2 separate regions of the Homo sapiens genome follow, and region 2 is linked to region 1. The links are chromatin loops, found by intact Hi-C in ENCODE. Cell type or tissue: Caco-2. All regions are shown on one strand. Links, peaks and the distances in the headings refer to the core of each region. The heading gives the core; the rest is flanking DNA. Region 1 overlaps KIAA0232. Region 2 overlaps TBC1D14 (TBC1 domain family member 14).

Evidence for each region. Peaks named below come from ENCODE experiments on the same cell type or tissue, not always from the same donor. Only the 100,000 strongest peaks of a DNase experiment are listed, where the experiment ranks them.
Region 2: a loop joins it to region 1, with 2.8 times the contacts of the local background. A loop is called at or near these places in 12 of 110 quality-filtered maps.

Annotation. Positions count from the first base shown.
Region 1 is chr4:6,881,540-6,898,852 of GRCh38, reverse strand. It overlaps KIAA0232, which reads right to left. Exons shown (of 10, transcript NM_014743.3): 10 at 14,689-17,313. Among named protein-coding and RNA genes, the nearest start is that of TBC1D14, 20 kb to the left of the region's middle. RefSeq lists an enhancer at 5,679-6,235. In Caco-2, for the core only: no CTCF peak of the experiment used is centred there; DNase peaks (open chromatin) are centred at 5,122 and 6,302.
Region 2 is chr4:6,951,181-6,956,180 of GRCh38, reverse strand. The region is part of intron 2 of TBC1D14 (TBC1 domain family member 14); the gene reads right to left. Among named protein-coding and RNA genes, the nearest start is that of TBC1D14, 44 kb to the right of the region's middle. In Caco-2, for the core only: no CTCF peak of the experiment used is centred there; DNase peaks (open chromatin) are centred at 390 and 2,020; H3K4me3 peaks cover 514 bases.

The DNA of each region.
Region 1 (17,313 bases), core at 2,792-7,791:
AAGCATCCTTTAGGTGAGAGATTTTATTTTTTACTAATTTTAATTTTTTTTTTTTTTTTTTGGAGACAGAGTCTCTTTCTGTTGCCCAGGCCGGAGTGCAGTGGTGCGATCTCAGCTCACTGCAAGCTCCGCCTCCTGGGTTCACGCCATTCTCCTGACTCAGCCTCCCGAGTAGCTGGGACTACAGGCGCCCGCCACAACACCCGGCTAATTTTTTGTATTTTTAGTAGAGACGGGGTTTCACCGTGTTAGCCAGGATGGTCTCGATCTCCTGACCTCGTGATCCACCTTCCTCAGCCTCCCAAAGTGCTGAGATTACAGGCGTGAGCCACCATGCCTGGCCTATTTTAATTTTTCAATTTTTTTTTTTTTTTTTTGAGATGGAGTCTAGCTCTGTCACCCAGGCTGGAGTGCAGTGGCACGATCTTGGCTCATTGCAACCTCTGCCTCCCGGGTTCAAGTGATTCTCCTGCCTCGGCCTCCTGAGTAGCTGGGATTACAGGCGTCCGCCACCACACCCAGCTAATTTTTTGTATTTTTAGTATAGATGGGGTTTCACCATGTTGGGCAGGCTGGTCTTGAACTCCTGACCTCGGGTGATCCACCCACCTTGGCCTCCCAAAGTGCTGGGATTATAGGTGTGAGCCACCATGCCCAGCCTAATTTTTTAATTTGTTTGAGAGGGAGTCTCACTCTGTTGCCCAGGCTGGACTGCAGTGGCTCTATCTCAGTTCACTGCAACCTCTGCCTTCCAGGTTCAAGCAATTCTCTTGCCTCAGCCTCCCAAATAGCTGGGATTACAGGTGTGTGCCACCACACCTAGCCAATTTCTGTATTTTTAGTAGAGGTGGAGTTTCTCCATGTTGGGCAGGCTGGTCTCAAACTCCTGACCTCAGGTGATCCACCCGCCTCGGCCTCCCAAAGTGCTAGGATTATAGGCGTGAGCCACTGCACCCGGCCAAGATTTTAGAATATCTTAATGGCATGAATGGCATGAGTTGTTTAACTCTGTGACCTTCTCGCTCACAGAGTAAGATGTAAAATTAGACCTAAGGAATGCTGTCAATTGTGAAAAATGTCCACAGAAAACAGCCTGTAGTAGAGTTTTTAGCATGTGTACTTTACACTTTTTATTAATTTTGAAATTTTCTATCATCTTATTATATCCTTTACAATCAAACAATTTCATTAAAACAAGGTAGTTCAGGAGAACAGAATACCAGGTTTGCAGGGAGAACATGTTCACCCATTCACAAGTTCTCAGAGCCAGGCACAAGGAGAGCAAATGCAGGTGGAGGGCACCTGTAATCCTAGCTACTCAGGAGGCTGAAGCAGAGAATTGCTTGAACCCGGGAGGTGGAGGCTGCTGTGAGCTGAGATCACGCCACCACATTGCAGCCTACGTGACAGAGTGAGACTTCGTCTCAAAAAAAAAAAAAACACAAAAAAATGCAGGTGGAGTCCCACCCTTGTGGAAATCTGTGGTCTTAGCGGGAAAGGGAGATGCTGATCAAATATTCACATGAATCAGAAAGATACTGCAACTGTGGCAAATGTTATAAAAACATACACTGGGGGCTGGGTACGGTGGCTCATGCCGGTAATCCCAGAATGTTGGGAGGCCGAGATGGGCGGATCACGAGGTCAGGAGATCGAGACCATCCTGGCTAACACAGTGAAACCCCGTCTCTACTAAAAATACAAAAAATTGCCGGGTGTGGTGGCAGGCGCCTGTAGTCCCAGCTACGCAGGAGGCTGAGGCAGGAGAATGGCGTGAACCCAGGAGGTGGAGCTTGCAGTGAGCCGAGATTGCGCCACTGCACTCCAGCCTGGGCAACAGAGCGAGACTCCGTCTCAAAAAAACAAAAAAACAAAAAAAATACACTGGGGGCACAGGAGATGATTGGTTGGCTGTGTCTCCACCCAAGTCTCATCTTGAATTGTAGCTCCCATAATCCCCATGTGTCATGGGAGGGACCCGGTGGGAGGTAATAGAGTCATGGGGGTGGTTACCCTCATGCTGTCCTCATGATAGTGAGTTCTCATGAGATCTGATGGTTTTATAAGGGGCTTTCTCCCTTTTGTTTGTTCTACTTCTCCTTGCTGCTGCCATGTGAAGAAGGATGTGTTTGCTTCCCCTTCTGCCATGATTGTAAGTTTCCTGAGGCCTCCCAAGCCATGCTGAACTATGAGTCAATTAAACCTCTTTCCTTTATAAATTACCCAGCCTCAGGTATGTCTCTATTAGCAGTGTGACAGCAGACTATACTATATTGGCACCATAAGGGAAGCTGATACCTGAAGGCTGGTTGGCGTTAGTCAGGGGGATTGAAAAGAAAAGACACCCTTGGCAGCAAAAACAGGGTGCCCTGTGGTGCTGGTGTGTCCTAGTCCATGCGGGCTACCATGACACAATACTGTGCACTGGAGAGCTTATCAACAACCACAATTTATTTCTCACTGTTCTGGAGCCTGGAAGTCCAAGATCAAAGTAGCAGCAGATTGGGTGTCTGGTGAGGACTCACTTCCTGGTTCCTAGATGGTGCCTTCTCAATTGTGTCCTCACACGGTGGACAGGGTGAGGGGCCCATCTGGAGTCTCTTTTATAAGGACACTAATCCCGTCTATGAGGGCTCCACCCTCATGACCTCATCACCACCCCAAAGCCCAACCTCCTAACACTAGCACAGTGAGGGTTAGGATTTCAACATATAAATTTGGTGGCGGCGGCGGGGAGTGGATTAGACATTTAGGCCATAGCAGCAGGGAGCAATAAAGGAGGAGCTATCTGCTTGGAGCTGAGATGGAGGTAGATGTGAGGGGATGAGATCAGATTTGCATTTTGCAAAGATCATCCTGACTGCAGGGCAGAGAACGGCTGAGCGCCTTGAAAACTCGGGAATTCCAGTTTCCAAATGCCCAGAGCTCCTGTGAGTGGCAGCAGTGGGGGCTCAGCCTGCAGCAGGGTTGTCCGCTGTACCAAGCAAGTAACTGTCTAGCTTCTCAATGAGGCATCTTTAGAGGAAGGAGAGTGTCTGCCTCCTGGAATGTTCTTGAATACCACAGCAAGGAAAAGCCTTCAAGGGAAACCTCATGATTCTTTTTTTTTTGAGATGGAGTCTTGCTCTTGTTGCCCAGGCTGGAGTGCAATGTCGCGGTCTTGGTTCACTGCAACCTCCACCTCCCTGGTTCAAACGATTCTCCTGCCACAGCCTCCCGAGTAGCTGGGATTACAGGCGCCCGCCACCATGCCCAGCTAATTTTATTGTATTTTTAGTAGAGATGGGGTTTCACCATGTTGGCCAGGCTGGTCTCAAACTCCTGACCTCAGATGATCTGCCAGTCTTGGCTTCCCAAAGTGCTGAGATTACAGGCATGTGCCACTGCGCCTGGCCTTTCTTTTCTTTTTCCTTTCTTTATCTTTTTTTTTCTTTTTTTTAAGAGTCTTGCTCTGTTGCCCAGGCTGGAGTGCAATGGTACAATCTCGGCTCAGTGCAACCTCTGCCTTCTAGGTGCAAGTGATTCGCCTGCCTCGCCTCCCGCATAGCTGGGACTACAGGCGTACGCCACGCCAAGCTAATTTTTGTATTTTTAGTGGAGATGGGATTTCACCATGTTGGCCAGGCTGGTCTCGTACTCCTGACCTTAAGTAATCCGCCTGCCCCGGCGTCCCAAAGTGGTGGGATTACAGGCGTGAGCCACCACACCCAGCCAATTCTTTTTTTAATGAGACGATCTGGTATTGCTAACTGAGGTTGGGGCTCAATCAGAAATGGATGGCGGGCATTTATTTTCAAATTTGACAGGCAAGGAGGAAGTCATCCATAAAGGTGCTAAGCTGCACCCCAACGGATACAGGATGGCGCAGGGAAGTGAGACTCTGGTGGCAAGAGGAGGCCCGTGCAGATCCGTGGAGCCCTCAGCTGCTTCTCCGCAGGAGCTCAGGGGCTGGTGGGAGGCCCAAGCTCTGAAACGGTGGGAGAGGTGCCTCTACCACACCTGCCCAGCTGGTAAGTTAAGTTCAGCAAGGTGTCCGGCAACCCTGGGAGGGGCGTGGATGCTGAGTTTACACTCCCTCTGAAGCGGGAGGCCTTTTATTGGGAAGCACTGATGGAGAACCCTCCCCGGTCCATCTGCCTCTGGGAGAGGGGTTGCCTTGCGTGCTCAGCACCCCGCAGCCTGGGGATTGCTGTGGGATCCTGGAGAACTCACCAGGGGTTCCCAGGCAGTGGGTACCAGCAACGTCCCTGTCTCCTCCTCCCTCCCCTAGACGGCCACCAGGCTGTGAGGGGTGAGAATGAGATCCAAGCATCTGCTGCAACTTTTCCTGCTGATTCTACCTGGGGTCTCTAGAATTATGCCCCATTGCTGGCCAGAAAACCTATTTCCATCTCTAACATTTTAAAAATCTTTTTTCTTTTTTTTTTTAAGACAAGGTCTTGCTCTGTCACCCAGACTGGAGTCCAGTGGTGCAATCATAGCTCACTGAAGCCTTGAACTCCTGGGCTCAAGCGATCTTCCTGCCTCAGCCTTCTGAGCCACCATGTCTGCCTAATGTTTTCTTTTGTAGAGATAGGAGTCTCACTATGTTGCCCAGGCTGGTCTCGAATTCCTAGCCTCAAGAGATCTTCCAGCCTTAGACTTCGAAAGCCATTTAAAAAAATATTTTCAAACAAGTTTTATTATGGAAAATGTCAAATACATACATAGTAGAGAGAACAGTATAATGAACCCCTGAGGCCTACCCTAACAGTGATCAATATTCTGCTCTTCTCACCTCCTCCCCATATTCTTCCTATTGTAAATTTCCCTGGATTCCTTTAGAGTATATCTCAGATACGTCAGTTCACATGAAGATACTTCAGCTTCTTCTGTACATGTCTCTAGAAGAAAGACTTTTTTGGAAGTGTAGTCATAATACTGCCAGCATATCTAATAACACTGACAATTCCTCAGTATCTCCCGCTAGCCCAGTGTTTCTCTAACAGTGTCTTTTTACAGTTTGTTAAATCTGGGTCCAAAGGCCACATACCGCACGTGGTTTATGTTAGGGTTGCACAGTGGTGAGACCTGGTTTTTTTTTCAGTGTATTGCAACGATGACTTTGCTAATTCCTCGTGTACAGTTACAAAGGGCCTTCCCTTCCATGAATGAGTAACCAAACTCACTGCCACGCTGGAGCTGGGGTGGGTGATCTCCATTTTCTCCAGACAAGGACACTCAGGGCAGAGGAGGGCAGTGGCCTGCACAGGACCCCAGCTCAGCCATCCCTGCACCAGGCCAAACCCATGCCCAGTCAGCAGCCCAGTGCTCCATTCACATTTGTACAGTGAGCTCATCCAACTGTGAGAAGGAAGAAAATACCATGGTGATCTTCTTTGAAAAGCTACAGAATTTCTAGCAGATTCTCTGCTATGCATCAGTGGATTTTTTTTCCCAGACCTGTTCAACAGGCAGTATTTTTTTTTTATCATGATTTGTTTTTTTGTTTTTATTTATTTAGAGACAGGGTCTCACTCTGTCCCCCAGGCTGGGGTGCAGAGTCTGTCACGGCTCACTGCAGCCTTGACTTTCTGGGCTCAGGTGATCCTCGTACCTCAGCCTCCCAAGTAGCTGGGACTACAGGCATGTGCCACCGTGCTCAGCTAAATTTTTTTGTATTTTTTGTAGAGATGGGATTTTGCCATGTTGCCCAGGCTGCTCTCCAACTTGCGGGCTCAAGCGATCTTCCTGCCTCAGCCTCCCAAAGTGCTGGGATTACAGGTGTGAGCCGTGGTACCCAGAATGCACCAGCAGATTCTGAAATCCCTCACCTCGGAGACCACTGCTTGCCCAGGACACAAATGGTGCCCCTGCTTACAACGTTTTTGTGCCCCCTGCTGCCTCCAGGGTGAAATCCAGATGCCGCCAGGAAGCATTCAAGGTGCCCCAGCCATCCCTCTATTCTCGTTTCTTCCCACATCGCCATACCCATCCCAGCCAAACCCAGCTGTGACACTGAAGTTCACATTCTGATAGACCATACTTCTGGTATGGCTTGAGCAGCTGATTTTAGGGGGCACCGAGGAAGAAACTGGCACCTGTGGAGCACCCATGTGTGCCAGGCCCCTCAGTCCCGGGTGCTAAAACTCCAGTTTTACAGAGGAGAAAAGGGTGGCTTGCAGAGGGCGAATGACCTGCCGAAGGCCACACAGTGGGAACCAGGATTAATTTCGAGCCAGGCACTCTGGCGCCACACACTGGGTTCTTCCTGCTCCCTCCTCCCACAGGGCTGGGAGTGGGGCTTGACCCTGGAAAAGGGGAGGGGGTGCATTTCTGTCAGCCAGGGCTCCTCCCGCCACGCCCTGTTCAGCTTCACAGTCCCTGGGAGGCTGTGTCCCCTAGAGGTTTCCGCTGCTTTCTTTGATCTGCAGCCACTTGCCGGAGAGCTGGACGCTGCCAAGAAGGAAACCACACACTGTCAGTGGCGCATCTGCAGAGTCATGGGGTGGAAACGGACCCTTCTGTGTCTCCTCCAGATGAAACGCGTCACTTATTCTGCAGGAAGGGCTGCACCCTGAGTGTATAAACCCTGACTGTGCCTCCCTCCTTGCCCACCCTGCCCCACGCTGCTGGTCAGGACAGAGCCGGGAGCGGCCTGCTGACTTCATGAGGCTCCTGGGGGGCCACCAGGCTGGGGAATTTGGGGGCAAGATAATGACACATCTTCTCATGCAGAGAGTGGGGCTTCAGCCCAAATCCCTCAAACTCCTGAAAAGTGGAGAAAGAGGGTGCAGCAGGCAGGCTGGGGAGGCCCTCTGGAGTTTATCTAGGAGAGGTTAAAGAGGAAGTTGTGATGCTATCATTGCCAGAGAACTAGAGCTGAGGGAGGGTGACTGATTCAGAAAAATAAAATGTATTACCAGCATCAGGGTTAGGGCCTAGTACGTAGTAGGTCCTTGATATATGTTATTGAATAAAAGTTTCCAAACCCTGTATGTAACAGCTTGGGGCCTAACCCTGGAGAGGGGCTACGGTGACTACCTCATTCTTCTAAATACTTTCAAACTGGGCCATGGAACTCCTTGCTGCCTAGTCAACAAGCTGAAAGTAAACCTTAGTAACACAACCCTTGGACTATGATAGAGTTTGGACATTTTGTTCCTGCCCAAATCTCTTGTTGAATTGTAATCCCCAATCTTGCAGGTGGGGCCTGATGGGAGGCGTTTGGGTCATGGAGGTGGATCCCTCGTGGCTTGGTGCCATCTCTGCAATAGTGAGTTCTAGTGCCAGCCGGTTGTTGAAAAGTGTGTGGCACATCCCCTGCCCCCACTTCCTCCTGCTCCGGCCACGTAAGACATGCCTGCTTTAGGCTGGGCACGGTGGCTCATGCCTGTAATCCTAGCACTTTGGGAGGCCGAGGCAGGCGGGTCACCTGAGGTCGGGAGTTTGAGACCAGCCTGACCAATATGGAGAAACCCCATCTCTACTAAAAATACAAAAATTAGCCAGGCGTGGTGGCACATGCCTGCAATTCCGGCTACTCAGGAGGCTGAGGCAGAAGAATCGCTTGAACCCAGGAGGCGGAGGTTGCGGTGAGCTGAGATCATGCCACTGTACTCCAGCCTGGGTGACAAGAGCGAAACTCTGTCTCGAAAAAAAAGACATGCCTGCTTCCCCTTCCCCTTCTGCCATGATTGGAAGCTTCCTGAGGCCTCCCCAAAAGCCGAGCAGATGCCGGCATCATGCTTCCTGTAGAGCCTGTGGAACTATGAGCCAGTTAAGCCTTTTTTTCTTTATAAATTACCCAGTCTCAGGTATTTTTTTTGTAGCAGTGTGAGAATGGCCTAATACAGGGTGGCACTCTGTTGAATTTGGGGGGCATCCCCTCATTGTTTGAATGACTTTCACCCCAGGTGGGAGGAGTCCCAGGGCATCCCTGGGTACCAGCATCATTTGTTCCATAAACGCTGGATGCCACCAGTTGACAGGCCCAGTGCCCCAGCCCAGAAACCACCCCACAAACTTTCACTCTGTCCTTGCTGAGGGAGGCCTCTCTGAAATGGCAGTGGCCCATCCACAAATTTTGCAGTTGGGGAGACCAAGACCCAGAGACTTCTTTTTCTTCCTAATTAGCAGGTTAATGCCAACATGAAGACACCCTGTATTAGTCCATTTCACACTGCTATAAAGATATAACTGAGACTGGGTAATTTATGAAAAAAAAAAGAGGCTTAATTGACTCACAGTTCTGCAGGCTGTACGGGAAGCATGGCTGGGAAGGCCTCAGGAAACTTACAGTCATGGCAGAAGGTGAAGGGGAAGCAGGTACATCTTCACATGGCCAGCAGGAGAGACAGTGAAGGGGGAGGTGCTACACACTTTCAAACAACCAGATCTCCTGAGAACTCTATCACAAAACAGCACTAGGGTGCTGGATGGTGCTAAACCATTAGAGACCACCCCCAAGGCCCAATCACCTCCCACCGGCCCCACATCCAACGCTGGGGATCACAATTCAACATGAGATTTGGGTGGGGACACAGAGTCAAACCATATCACAAACAACCCCAAGCTGTCTCCATTCCCACTGTGTTGACTCTGGAAGGTCAGGGCACAGGTCAGTAGGAAAACGAGGCCTCCTGCTCCAGTGGGTGATGCCACCAACCCTGGGAAGAGGCGGGAAACCGTCTGCAGGTGGAGGAATTGAGTTCTGTAGGAGGAAGTCAGTCACTCAGAGGCCCAGGTTCTCCACTTCCTCCCCAGCTTGGGAAGAGGCAGCGGCAGGTGGGTGGTGGGGCTGGGGAAGGAGAGGCAGGGAAGTGAGCAGCAAAGGCTCCCTCGAGGTGTCTGCAGAACACCCGTGCGTCATGGCAGAGAGGGGCCGGGCTCACCCCGTATCCCTGGTAAGGTCTTATGGGGCAGCAAGGGCTGCAGCAGGACCTCCAGGCGAGGGGTGTGGCACTAAGATCAGTGAGGGCATGGGGGCAGCGACCACCCGCAGGAATGCAGTGCAATGCTCTAGCTAACAGCCAGGACCTGCAAGTTCGTTTTGTCACCCTCGCAGAGTCCCTAGTCTGTCTGAGCAATTCCCCCGTCCCTCAGTCTAGGGTGGTGGTAAGGCCTGAGCAGAGAGCCCGGGGAAAGCCACCAGCGTGTGCCAGGCAGGCCAGGGAGGGAGCTCCGGCGAGTGCGGCCACTTCTGTTATCAGGGGCTCGCAGCTGGCAGTTTGTGGGAGGTCGAAGTGGTTACGTTTGACATATGTGATCACCAGGAATCGGATCTAGAGTAGAGCCACAAACAATGCCCTCAGGCACCACAGGGTCCGGCCCCTCGCTGCATAGGAAGGCCCAGGAGAGGGTCAGGGCTCACTCAAGCCCCCAGTGATCCCTGAGGCGCCGCGACCTTGAGTCTGCGGTCGCAGCGCCCAGTCCGGGGTTCTCGCAGTGCCGCCTCCACTTCACTGAAGAGCGCTCCTGGCTTTGCGCACAAAGCGCGGGCAGCCTGTGGTGTCACCCTTGGGTCCCCAGCCTGCAGTCTCCTGGAGGACAGGCCTGTGCCCAGCCACATGCGCGGGTGAATCCTGAGCGCCCCAAGGGGGGTTCCCAGACTTTAGTTCCGCGGTGGCTTCCGGCTCCCGTCTTGAGGGTCTGAAGGTGTGGGACTTGGCCCCCTGGGAGTGGCGGCGGTAGCGGGGGCACAGCGCTGGTTTGTGGAGGCCACGGTAGTGGGAAAGCAGCACTGCACTTGGGAATCAGATGAGCCATCGGCAGACCCCGGCTCACACCTCTGCCGGGTGCTCCTGGGCCAGAACTTTGGGTTCTCAGCCTCGGTGACAGACACCCTGAGACTGCTGGGAAAGACGCAGAGATGATGGGCCGTAGGTAGATCTGCTCTACCCATAGCAGCTCGGTCAGAGCAGGGTAGACCCGAGGGCTCCAGGAACTCGTGGAGCGGGGACTGACCTGTCTCCCTGCCCAGTCCCAGGACTCACGTCTTCCTCCTCCCTCTAGGGCCCCGGGCAGGAGGGACAGCACTGCTGGTGCCCACTGTGAGGGCTGGGAGGGACCACGTGGGGACGGCAAGAAACCCTCAGGAGGGAGCCTGTATTCTATTCAGGGAAATGAGCGGACACTTTGCCTGCCAGTTCTCCTCCCCTAGCCCTGGGAGGGAGAAGGGTCCCCATCTCACAGTTGAGAGAGCCACTGGCTCAGGGTCACAGCTCACGAGGAGGGGGCTCTTCCTATCACCCCTCCTCAGGGGCAACATCCCCACACAAACTCACACATCAGGGGCTCCTGGCCTTAGCGCTGCTGAGGACCAGCATTTCGTGTGCTCCTCAGCCTCAAAATGTAGCCTCACCTGGAAGGGGAGGGTCACTGTCCCCACCTGTGACAGGGCCAGAGGGTGGGGTCCTCCCCACCCCTGGACTGTGATAGGAAGTGGGAGACCGTGTGCCTGCCCCCTCGCTGCAAGGCCAGGGCCCTCCCCACCATCCTCCCCAACGGACGTGGTGGCCAGAGCCCTCGGCCCCAGTGGGCACACTTGGCTCTGCTGCTGCCCTGGCCCCTGCCCTCTGGTTCAGCCACCACTGGGAGCCAAGGACAGCCAAAGGAGTTGGTCTCCTGTGTCGAAGGGATAGCGTGACCTCCCTTCAGGGCGAGATCATGGTGACAGCACTGTGGTCAGCACTCAAGGATGAATGGCCTCTGTGGGGCTGACCCCTGCTGACCCCCGCTGACTAGGCAGGCCTGGAGCTGCAGATCCAACAAGGGCCCTTAAAGGGCTCTGCTAGCACAGGGGGGAGGGCAGGGAGTGAGAGACCGCCTGCAAAGAGGCAACTGTCTCCTTAGTTACTGGACTCAGTGCTGCAACTTCTCTTTTGCATTTCCGTTTTTGCTTTTTTTGAGTCCAGTGTGAAAGGAAAATAAAAACGTGGGACCGTAATTCACTGTGCTAAAAGGAAATACTTAAGATGAGAATAGACTCATGCAAGAAGCTGCGTTTCCTTATGTTCTTAAGCAGATAGCTACAGCGAAAGGGCCAGACAGGCCAGGCACGGTGGCTTCACGACTGTAATCCCAGCACTTTGAAAGGCCGAGGTGGAAGCATTGCTTGAGCCCAAGAATTCACGGCCAGCCTGGGCAGCATGGTGAAACCTCTGTCTACAAAAAATACAAAAATTAGCTGGGTGTGGTGGCGCACACCTGTGGTTCCAGCTACTCGGGAGGCTGAGGCTGCAGTGAGCCAAGATCGAGATCACGCCACTGCACTCCATCCTGGGTAAGCGTGAGATCCTGTCCAAAAAACAAAACAAAACAAAAAGGCCAGCTATCTCCACAGGTAGCTACTCTGTGTTCACTGTATCTTACGTAAAGTGAGGATTTAGTGCGTACAAGTCAAATACCTAATTGACTACTCCCCTACCTGCTCCTTTTCTCTCGCAACCTGTGGATTCAGTCGTGTGACCACACCCTCCCCCTTCCCCCTCCAGCCCACTTTTCCCCTTTAAATACAGAAGCTCTCAAAATCATCTTTGGAGAAAGGCACAGACCTCTCTCTCTCAGGTGTGTCCTGAGTCTTGGCAAAATACACTTCTAAATTAATTGAGGTCTGTCTCAGGTACTTTTTAGTTTGCACTCTAGTATTTATGCAGATGGACTATTTTATGTTTATAACCAACCCTTAGGAGAGAGGTCCAGTTATGATCTCCATTTACATCTAAAGATACCAACGTGTGAGACTGAGTAACTCGCCCAAGGACACACAGCCGGGGCTGACACAGCAGGACTCCCTGCAAGTACGCAGACAATACATAACTTTTTTTTTTGAGACGGAGTCTTGCTGTCACCCAGGCTGGAGTGCAGTGGCGCGATCTCAGATCACCACAACCTCTGCCTCCCGGGTTCAAGTGATTCTCCTGCCTCAGCCTCCGGAGTAGCTGGGATTACAGGCGCCTGTCATTATGCCTGGCTAATTTTTGTAGTTTTAGTAGAGACGGGGTTTCACCATGTTGGCCAGGTTGGTCTCGGAACTCCTGACCTCAGGTGATCCGCCCACCTTGGCCTCCCAAAGTGCTGGGTTAACAGGCATGAGCCACCGTGCCCAGAGACAATACGTAACTTAATGAGTGGGATTTTGTGAGATGGAGGTTTCAGTGTTAAATGGACTCTGCAGTCAGTGCCCAAGGTGAATTCGGGCTCCAGCATCCACCAAGTGTGAGACTGCAAGTGCCTAATGCCCCATTGTGCCTCAGTTTACTCATCTGTAAAACAGAGCAGCTGTAGCTCCCTCATAGGGTTGCTAGTTAACACTCAAGAGCGCTTAGAATGCGTGGCAGCCAGTAAGCCCTCAGTGTCAGCTGTTGACTATGACTAGCACAGACAATAGCAACGCCAACCAAACGTTAGGTGGCAGCATCATTACCAGCTTGATAATTGAGGCAACCGTCCCTGAACATGCTATTAATTAACCACACCAGTGGCACAAGGCTAGCAGCGGGCTCTGAAACGACAGCTCATTTCCTAATCTCTGCGTTCACAACAGTGGCCAGCTTGTGACGCCATCCGACTGGCTGCTTTCAAGAGGAACCAGGGGCAGGGGCTTCCTTTCTGTTCCTGGACTGCTGGTAGATGCAGGCCTCCTGGGCACTGCCACAGCCACTCATGGCCAGAGTGGCATCTGTAGTGGCAGCAGCAGCAGGCACACAGGGCAGTGGCCAGAGCACTTTCAGTGAAAAAGGCAGAAGCCTTTACACTCCACCCCGGGCTGTTCTAAAAATACTTAGCTGTGGTGTCAGAATTCCTGGCCCGAGAGGGGAGGACTGCCTGAGCTCCGGGAGGTGGAGGCTGCAGTGAACCGAGATGACATCACTGCACTCCTGCAAATCGGTGGGGTAAGGACTTTAAAAATGGTGTTGGGGGGTGGGCCAACTACATCCTTTAGGGCCTGTGCTATTGCCAGGTGCAATGGCTCAGGCCTGTAATCCCAGCACTTTGGGAGGCTGAGGTGAGGAGGATGGATTGAGGCCAAGTAATTGAGACCAGCCTGGGCAACCCTGTTCCTACAAAAAATTAAAAAATGAGCTGGGCATGGTGAGGTGTGCTTATAGTCCCAGCTATTAGGGAGGCTGAGGCAGGAGGATCACTAGGCCCAGGAGTTTGAGATGACAGTGATCATGCCACTGCACTCCAGCCTAGGTGACACAGTGAGACTGTCTCCAAAAAGGAGCTATGCACAGATTTCAAAAATTTTTTGCACCAAAATAAACTTGTACTAACTTGTTATAACATGTCTTAAGATCTACTTTGAGGCACTAAGAAGGGTATGACTGTTTGAAAAGAGCACCTATCAGAGCAACATGAATTCTGCTAAAAATGGAAGCAAGGACATCAAATTTATGGTGATGCTTGGGTGGAAGAATGGTGAGATCAGTGATTTTTTTTTTTTTTTTTCCTGAGACAGAGTCTCGCTCTGTTGCCCAGGCTGGAGTGCAGTGGCGTGATCTCGGCTCACTGCAGCTTCCGCCTCTCAGGTTCAAGCAATTCTCTTGCCTCAGCCTCCTGAGTAGCTGGGACTACAGGCACATGCCACCACGCCTGGCTAATTTTTTTGTATTTTTAATAAAGACAGGGTTTCACCATGTTGGCCAGGATGGTCTCGATCTCCTGACCTCGTGATCCACCCACCTCAGCCTCCCAAAGTGCTAGGAATACAAGCGTGAGCCACCACACCTGGCCCAAAATCAATGATTTTTTTACAAAAAAGCTTATGGGGACAATGCCCCGCCCCCAGCCAAAATCAGAGGTTTGCCAATGGGTAACTTGTTTTAAGAAGGGATGAGACAATGGTGAAGACCTCCTCATCAATTTGTGAGGAAAAAATTAATCTTATTCATGCCTGAATCAAAGAGGACCAATGATTAACAGCAGAAACAACACCCAACACCACAGACACCTCAGATGGTTCAGCTTACACGATCTGACTGAAAAATTAACGTTGAGCAAACTTGCCACTCAATGGCTACCAAACCACTGCACTCAGATCAGCTGGAGACAGCAGCAGAGCTTTCAGGGGAAACTTTCAACAAGAGGAATCAACATCCTAAAGCATTTCCTCTGAGAACTGTAACAGGAGATGGAACATGGCTTTACCAGCACAATCCTGAAGACAATGTGATTGTGATCACAGCACTGGCTACCGAGAGGTGGGAGGGGTCTCCTCATAGCAAATGCAGACTGGTCAAAAGCAGAGGCCAGGCAACCATTTTCTGGGATGCTCAAAGCACTGTGTATGTGCTGACTTTCCAGATGCCCAAAGAATGTTAACATCTGCTTATGACGAGTGTTTTGAGAAAGTTAGCCAAAGCTGTGGCAGAACAATGCCTAGGAAAGTTTCACCAGAGCCCTTTTCCACCATGACAGTGCTCCTCCTGCTCATTCCTCTCAGCAAACGAGAGCCATTTTCCAAGAGTTTTGATGGGAAATCATCAGGCATCCACTTTGCAGTCCTGATTGGGCTTCTTCTGACTTTTTGTTTCCTAATCTTAAAAAGCTGTAAAGGGCACCCATTTCTCTTCAGTTCACAATGCAGAGACTACACTGACAAGGTGAAATTTCCAGGAGCCTCAGTTCTTTAGGGATAGACTGAATGGTTGGTATTATGTCTTATAGTAGTATCTTGAACTTGATGGAACTTATGTTGAGAAATAAAGTTTATATTTTTTTATTTTTCTTTTAATTCCATTTTCCATGAACTTTTAAAAGTCCCCTCATACATGTTTACAGATGTCCATAGAAACGTTATTCAGATACTGAATAAACAACCAAAAAAACATTGTTTTATCAATGAGGAACCTGTTAAATCTACATAATACAGCTATAAAAATAATTATGTAGTTCTATAATTACCGACATGAAGACATCTGAGTAAAAACCTATTTCTGATGTTATAGAAGAACAAGTATAGTACACTCTTGAATGTAAATTTCTCTGTGTATGCATTCATATATACTGTACATTCAGAATCCTGGAAAGGGGCTTGCACAGATGTTACCAGTGTATGTCTCAGAGTGACAGAAGGACATATGAGTTTTCCTTTTCCCTTATACTTCTTTAAAAACACACTGATTTTTTTTGCACAATGAATATCAATCATATTAACATATAAAGATTTAATTTTTTCCCCAGAAGAAAACAAAAAGATTGAGCTTTGTGTACCATCCACGGACAAAAATGCTATGTGTTTTGCAGACTCAGGTAGTAGTCCCTGCGTGTGCTGGGGGTGAGATGGGGAGGAGCCGCTGATTTCTCAGCAGGCCACACCACTTTCTTCCCTAGCAAAGCTGCACAATGTTTTCAGCAGTGTCTGCAATGAGAGCTAAATGACCTCCATCTAGAACAAATGTAACCTGGGCACTTGCTCTTCCACGGATGCTCATGAGTAAAAGGAAGCTGGAGTTCTTTACAAAAGAAGCTTTGCTATGAGAAATAAAAACAACAAACTGTTTTTTACAATTTTTATTTGGTGTTAACTCCACAAGAAAACAAACAAAAAAAAATCAGTTACTCTGGTGTACGTGAAATCAGAACAATACAACCACGGGAAAAACAATCTCAGCCCAGGAATGGAAACTGGTACTTCAGTGCTATGGAAATGCAATGCGCTTCATACCACAGTGCGTTTCAGCGTTTGCCAACTTTTTAAAAATGCTTTTTCTTTGTGATCATCCATTCACAAAACTAAAAAGCCACACTTTCATCTCTGTTGCTGAAAGCCTCTGAGCTTCAGCTACTTAACTATGAAAACAAATAAATACATAATTTGTGAATCCCTTTGCTCACTTCGAATCCGTCCCATTCACCTGTGGAAGGTGCTGCATCTTCTCACCTGTGTCTGAGGAAGTGTGCACCTTTGCCACCTGGAGCCCTTTCCTAATAAACAGCAGCTGTCCAAAATCAACTGTGCTCAAGGTTGTGTCTGAAATCTATTTATTTGGTCTTTGCTACACAAGCAACGATTTCTAGAATAATCGTCACTGTAGTGATATGAGGAATTTACAACTTTCAATCCTTTTTTACTTTTGCTGTTAAATTATATTTCAGTGCAGATGCTTATCAATTTTTAGGAAGCTCCAGAAGAATGAAAAATACATAAAAACGTATCTGAAGTTCGTAAATAAATAACAGCAACATAAAACCTTACACATGCGCGCGCGCACGCGCGCACACACACACACACACACACACCCACCCACCTTAAAGTGTCAAAAAATGTGTTGTATAAAAATAAACCCTAACACGTGGGAAGATCGACCCGGCGGGCACACCAGGTCCCTCTCGGTGAGGACACACAGACCCTCAATGACTCCACAGTCTTTGATGGTACTTTCTTTTCTGTGTTATCAATTAAGAAAAAGGCAACAAAACCCAAATGTTCAAAGCAAATCATAGATTTCACAGCCAGTTCAGCTCCCAGCTAATAAATTATATGTGTGTTTACTGCCTGCCCAAATGAGTGGTGAAGCTGTCTAGAGCGCATCAGACTTTTCTGCCATTCCTGATGCTCCAGGCATGCTACGCTGATTTCACAGATTAGGTTTTTTTTGTTTTTGTTTTTTAAACAATGAGTTGGTTAAAAAAGAAAAACAATGTAAAAAATGTAAAATGTTTCGGCTGTGCACATACTGCTCCTCCTGGCCTCTGCCTGTGGCACAATGCCATGAGAGCCGGAGGAGCGGATCGCCATGCACAGACGCGACTCACAAGATGCGCCGGCTCCCCGGGCTCACCAAGGAGAAACGGGAGCCAGTCCCACGGAGCGACAGTCAGCAAAACCACCACACAGGGATGTGGAAAACTCATGACTCTACCCGCCCCAACCCACCACACACAGAACTTGCCCAGAACATTCTCTCAAACACAAAATGAGATCGAAGCTATACTACATCACAGCCAAGAAGCGGCTAGCTGCAGCAGCCAAAGATTTCTCTGGGTGATGAGGTGGCCTTTACTGCATGTCAAATGTTCACAATTTCAAGTTTTGGGGGTTTCAATTCAACATAGGTCACCAGAAAGTAACAATCTGTAACTAAGGTCCTTAGCACGTATGGAACACTCACCACAAAGAACCCTGCATGGGGTTTTGGTGTAAATGTAACTGCAGTATGAGAGCAGGTAAGGGGTGGGGTATGCACCCTTACCCCACTGTGTCTCGCATACGACCCCACACCCCAAATCCTTGGCTTCTTCAGTTAGCAAGAAAGTCACGAACCATAGTATCTTCCGTGATACTTTAGGGGAAAAGAAATCCTAAGAGAGAAAACACAGTATTTG
Region 2 (5,000 bases), core at 1-5,000, 60 kb before region 1:
ATTCTCTAAGAACAAAACTTTATTATGAAAACAAAGTACAAGTCGGGGGGCTATGATCTGTCTCCTTCAGCAGAATGTCAAGCTCATGGAAGTGGGTACCACCTCTTCTAATTACCGCTCTGTCTCTAGTGCCTACGACAGTTCCTGGCACTGAGTAAAACACTCAGATTATTGAATGAAAGCTTTTTTCAATTAATTTTTATAAAGATTACATGAGAATTATTATTGCACTTAACCAAGAGGAAGGTAGGAGGCTGGGGAGATGGGCCCAGACTCGTCCACCTAAACAACACAGAGCTGCGACTCGGACTTACGTGTCCGAGGCTGCTACCTGTCCCTGAAGGCAGAGGACAGCTGGAGAGGCAGGACGCAATCCTCCCTGACCTGGTGGAGCAGGTTCCACAAGCCACGGACACTCATCAGGGCTTTCTCAAAGCCTCTCAAGTCTTAAGAAATAAACCCAAAGTCCCCTCCCTCAAGATACCATACACTTCAACGCCTGTTTGCACTTCAGCAGTTACTCAGGGCTTCTTGCTCTTTCCCTCCTTTGTCTCATTAACAGAAACTGCTGGCAACTTCCGATTCCAAAGCAATCAGAAGCCAGCTGAGCAATGCAGCACTCGGCTCCCATGGAGAGTGCCAGGCCCAGGAGGGAATCTTTGCCACCACTTTCTGAAGCATAGTTACCTGGTGCAGGGCACTATCAGGTGCCTGCCTAGTGCTGCACCAGGCACTTTACCTATGTTTTACATCCTCCTCCCATGACCCTACAAGAAAGGTATTACAGCCGCCACCGTACGGACAGGACACCGAGGCCCAGCGAGGCTAAGACGCTTCCTCCTGAAGGGACATAGCAATCCTGTTATTCACCAAAGGTAGAGAAGGCAAAACCTAAATGCTTCCTCTAAATCCCACTTCCGAGGTATACTTTCCAGATCTCCACCCCCCAAAAACTGACATTGCCACACACATTCATAGGGGCCTCTGACTCTCCTTTGAAAATGCAAGGGAAAAGGGCCAGCCCTCTGAACTGTCACAGAGACATGAAAAACAATGCAGCCTCCTTCAGAGCAAACCTCCTATGTAAGAAAATCCTACCTCCTCCACAGGAAACACGAAGAAAGAAAGTGAGGTTCTATTACCATGATCAATCACTGTGCTCAAAATTCCTAGTTCCACACACAATCCAAAGTACCCAAGAGCTGGAAATACTTGGAGCCACTCTTCTTTCAGAAAATGCTACTCAAGTAGCAACTGATGCTAAAAAGTTAATCCAGGCCGGGCACGGCCGCTCACGCCTGTAATCCCAGCACTTTGGGAGGCCAAGGCGGGTGGATCACTTAAGGCCAGGATTTCAAGACCAACCTGGCCAACATGGCAAAACCCCATCTCTGCTAAAGAAAAATACAAAAATTAGCCAGGCGTCGTGGCACACGTTTGTAGTCCCAGCTACTTGGGAGGCTGAGGCAGGAGAATCGCGTGAACCTGGGAGGCGGAGGCTGCAGTGAGCCAAGATCGTGCCACTGCACTCCAGCCTGGGCGACAGAACCAGACTCCGTCTCAAAAAAACAGTCCTTAAAAACAGAATATCCAAGTCAAGGAAGTGCAGTGGGCATGAGATACACATAAGCACAAACACCAGCCCAGGGAGCTCGGGCACTCAGAGATGCTGCCTAGATAGAAAGGATCACCTCCATTTCACACCGGGGGAGACCCACAGAAACACCTCAGCCCAACCAAGGCCGACGGTCACATGCTGTCAAAGCTACACGCAGGAAAGACTCTGCTTCCAGTTAAGTCTCCAGTTCCAACAGCAAGAAAGGCAAGAAAGCAGCCACAAACCTGTCCATGAACAGGAGCGCAGGGGAGATGGCCATCATGTCTACTGTGACCTCGCAGCTCCGAGGGGCCGGCTGCAGAAGCACGGACTCTCCCCGTGCCGCATTCCTGGCACGCCAGAGCCACAGTCCCGGGGAAACTCCATGGGTGCACTCGGAGCCCCGCCCCTCGCGTCTGCCAGATGAAGGCAAGCTGGACCCAGCAGGCCGGCGGAAAGGCGGGGGCGGCAGGGCGGGCCTCCCCAGTCACAGGGAGGGAGGAGTGAGCCCAAAGTCTGGGAAGCAAAGCCTGAGTGACGGGTTCTCGGGCCTGGGACACGGCTCCGCACCACATGCCGTGGCAGGGCAGGCTACCAGGCACAAAACCCACCGGGACCTCGGACCTGGAAAAGCGCCAAGCACACAGCACGTCCAGGCTACCTGTCACAAAACCCACCGGGACCTCGGACCTGGAAAAGCGCCAAGCACACAGCGCTTCCTGAGCGTCTGCAGTGTGCCAGGCACTGTGCCTTGTGAAGCAGCGGCCAGGTCTGCCGTTGAGTCACAAGCACAGAACCGTGAAATTAATCCAAATACCTACACTAGAACCATCGCTCTGGATTCCCCCTCACTCACTTCAAATGCTGTTGAAGACAAAAACGAAAACCCAGAGCTAACTAACAACCTCATGTCCCCCAAAACTGATCTATTCTTTTTTTTTTTTTTTTTTTTTTGAGACGGAGTCTCGCTGTCGCCCAGGCTGGAGTGCAGTGGCGCAATCTCGGCTCACTGCAGGCTCCGCCCCCTGGGGTTCACGCCATTCTCCTGCCTCAGCCTCCCGAGTAGCTGGGACTACAGGCGCCCGCCACCTCGCCCGGCTAATTTTTTGTATTTTTTTTTTTTTTTAGTAGAGACGGGGTTTCACCGTGTTAGCCAGGATGGTCTCGATCTCCTGACCTCGTGATCCGCCCGCCTCGGCCTCCCAAAGTGCTGGGATTACAGGCGTGAGCCACCGCGCCCGGCCAACTGATCTATTCTTATGGCTGGGCGTGGTGGCTCACGCCTGTAATCCCAGCACTTTGGGAGGCCGAGGTGGGTGGAACACGAGGTCAGGAGTTCAAGACCAGCCTGGCCAAGATGGTGAAACCCCGTCTCTACTAAAAATACAAAAATTAGCTGGGCATGGTGGTAGGTGCCTGTAATCCCAGCTACTCGGGAGGCTGAGGCAAAGAACTGCCTGAAGCTGGAAGGCAGAGGGTGCAGTGGGCCAAGATTGCACCATTGTACTCCAGCCTGGGCAACAGAGCGAGGCTCTGTCTCAGAAAAAAAAAAAAAAAAAAGAAAGAAAAAAATAGTTAGCTAGGCGTGACAGTGGGTGCCTGTAATCCTAGGTACTCGGGAGGCTGAGGCAGGAGAATCACCCAGGAGGCAGAGATTGCAGTGAGCCAAGATCACACCACTGCACTCCAGCCTGGGCGACAGAGTGAGACTCCATCTCAAAAACAAAACAAAAACAACAACAACAAAAAAAAACTAGTCTAAACCACCAGCATGCACTATGGGTTGGTTCCCCTTGGAGCCAACGCCATTCAGTTATGTCAACTAGCCCCTGCAGAATCATCCTCCTCAAGCCCCAGCCAGCATCCTCTAACAGTCAGCTCCATCATCCCTTAAAAAAGAAAACACCTGTCTGTGTGTTTATATGTATGCAAGGCACCAAAGAAGTCTGCTGAGAGGCACAGGATGAGAAGCAGAAAAGGGAATTTTACTTTTATTTCATAGATGTCTGCACTGTGTTTTAAAAAACCAAACAAGCACATATTACTTTTGCAATTTAAAAAACCCTGGACAATCAAGTACAAGAGCTGGCCTGGCAGAGAGTGGTCCTGAGCACCTAGTCTGTGCCTGGCCCAGGGGACCAGAGGGGATGAAACTGACAAAATCCCTGCCCCAGGGCAGCCAACATTTGATTCGGGGAGGGGGCCAATTAATGAATACGATCAAACCCTGTGGTTCTCAAGTGGGGAATCTGGACCAGCAGCGGCATCGCCTGGGCACTGGCTAGAAACACAAATTTCTTGAGTCCCACCCAGACCTATGGAACCATAAACCCCGGGTGGGATCCAGCAATCTCTGGTTCAACGAGCCCTGCAGTGGCTCCGATGCACACCTGGATCTGAGAACCACTGTTCTGAACGGCCGCATGCACTTAGAAAGGTGATTCCTGCTGTCCTACTTAACACTTCTCATCGGTTCCCACTACCCAGGGAGTTTCAAACCACATCTGGTCTAGCACATCAGCTATGGGTGGGGCCCAGAGCAGTCACTCCACAAAGGGGCATAACCACGACAACAGCCTATCAGCCAAAGCCTTCCCAGCCCTGCCGCCTCATCGCCAGTCTCCTTCCCAAATACAGACCCTGCAGCCTCGTGTTCCCATGCCTCTCCAAATCCTTCCTCAACACTCAACAGTCACAATTTATATATTATACCTCAACAACAACAACAACAAAATTAAGTCAATAATTTAGAAACTCACAAAGAAAACTCCAGGTCAAATGGCCTTACTGGTGAAGTCTTCCAAACATTAAGGAAGAAATACACTCACAGAACAGACCTTTCACTAGCCCTCTCCTCCACCATTCCACCCCCTGGGGAAATGTATTAGATCATTCGACAAATTATTTATTGGCATCATTTAATCATAAGAAACAGACTTATTCAACAAGGACTTTCTGATGTCCCTTTGAGGATCATCTGACAAAGTCTGTGAGGGAGGGGGTGTAGGTGAGTACATGAACACATTTTTAAAAATTCCCTTGTGAAAGTGTTTTATTACCTTTTTAATTTTTTTGTTGTTAATGAAAATAAGGTCTCACTATGTTGCCCAGGCTGGACTCGAATTCCTGGGCTCAAGCAATCCTCCCCCATCAGCCTCTGGAGTAGGTGGGATTGCAGGCTACCACACCCAGCTATTATTGTTTCAATTCATATACAATAAAATGGACTTTTTTGAATACAGTTCTATGAGGGTTTTTTATGTTGTTGTTGTTGTTGTTGTTTATTTTTTTTGAGATGCAGTCTTGCTCTGCCGCCCAGGCTGGAGTGCAATGGTGCCATCCTGGCTCACTGCAACCTCCATCTCTTGGGTTCAAGCGATTCTCCTGCCTCAGCCTCCTGAGT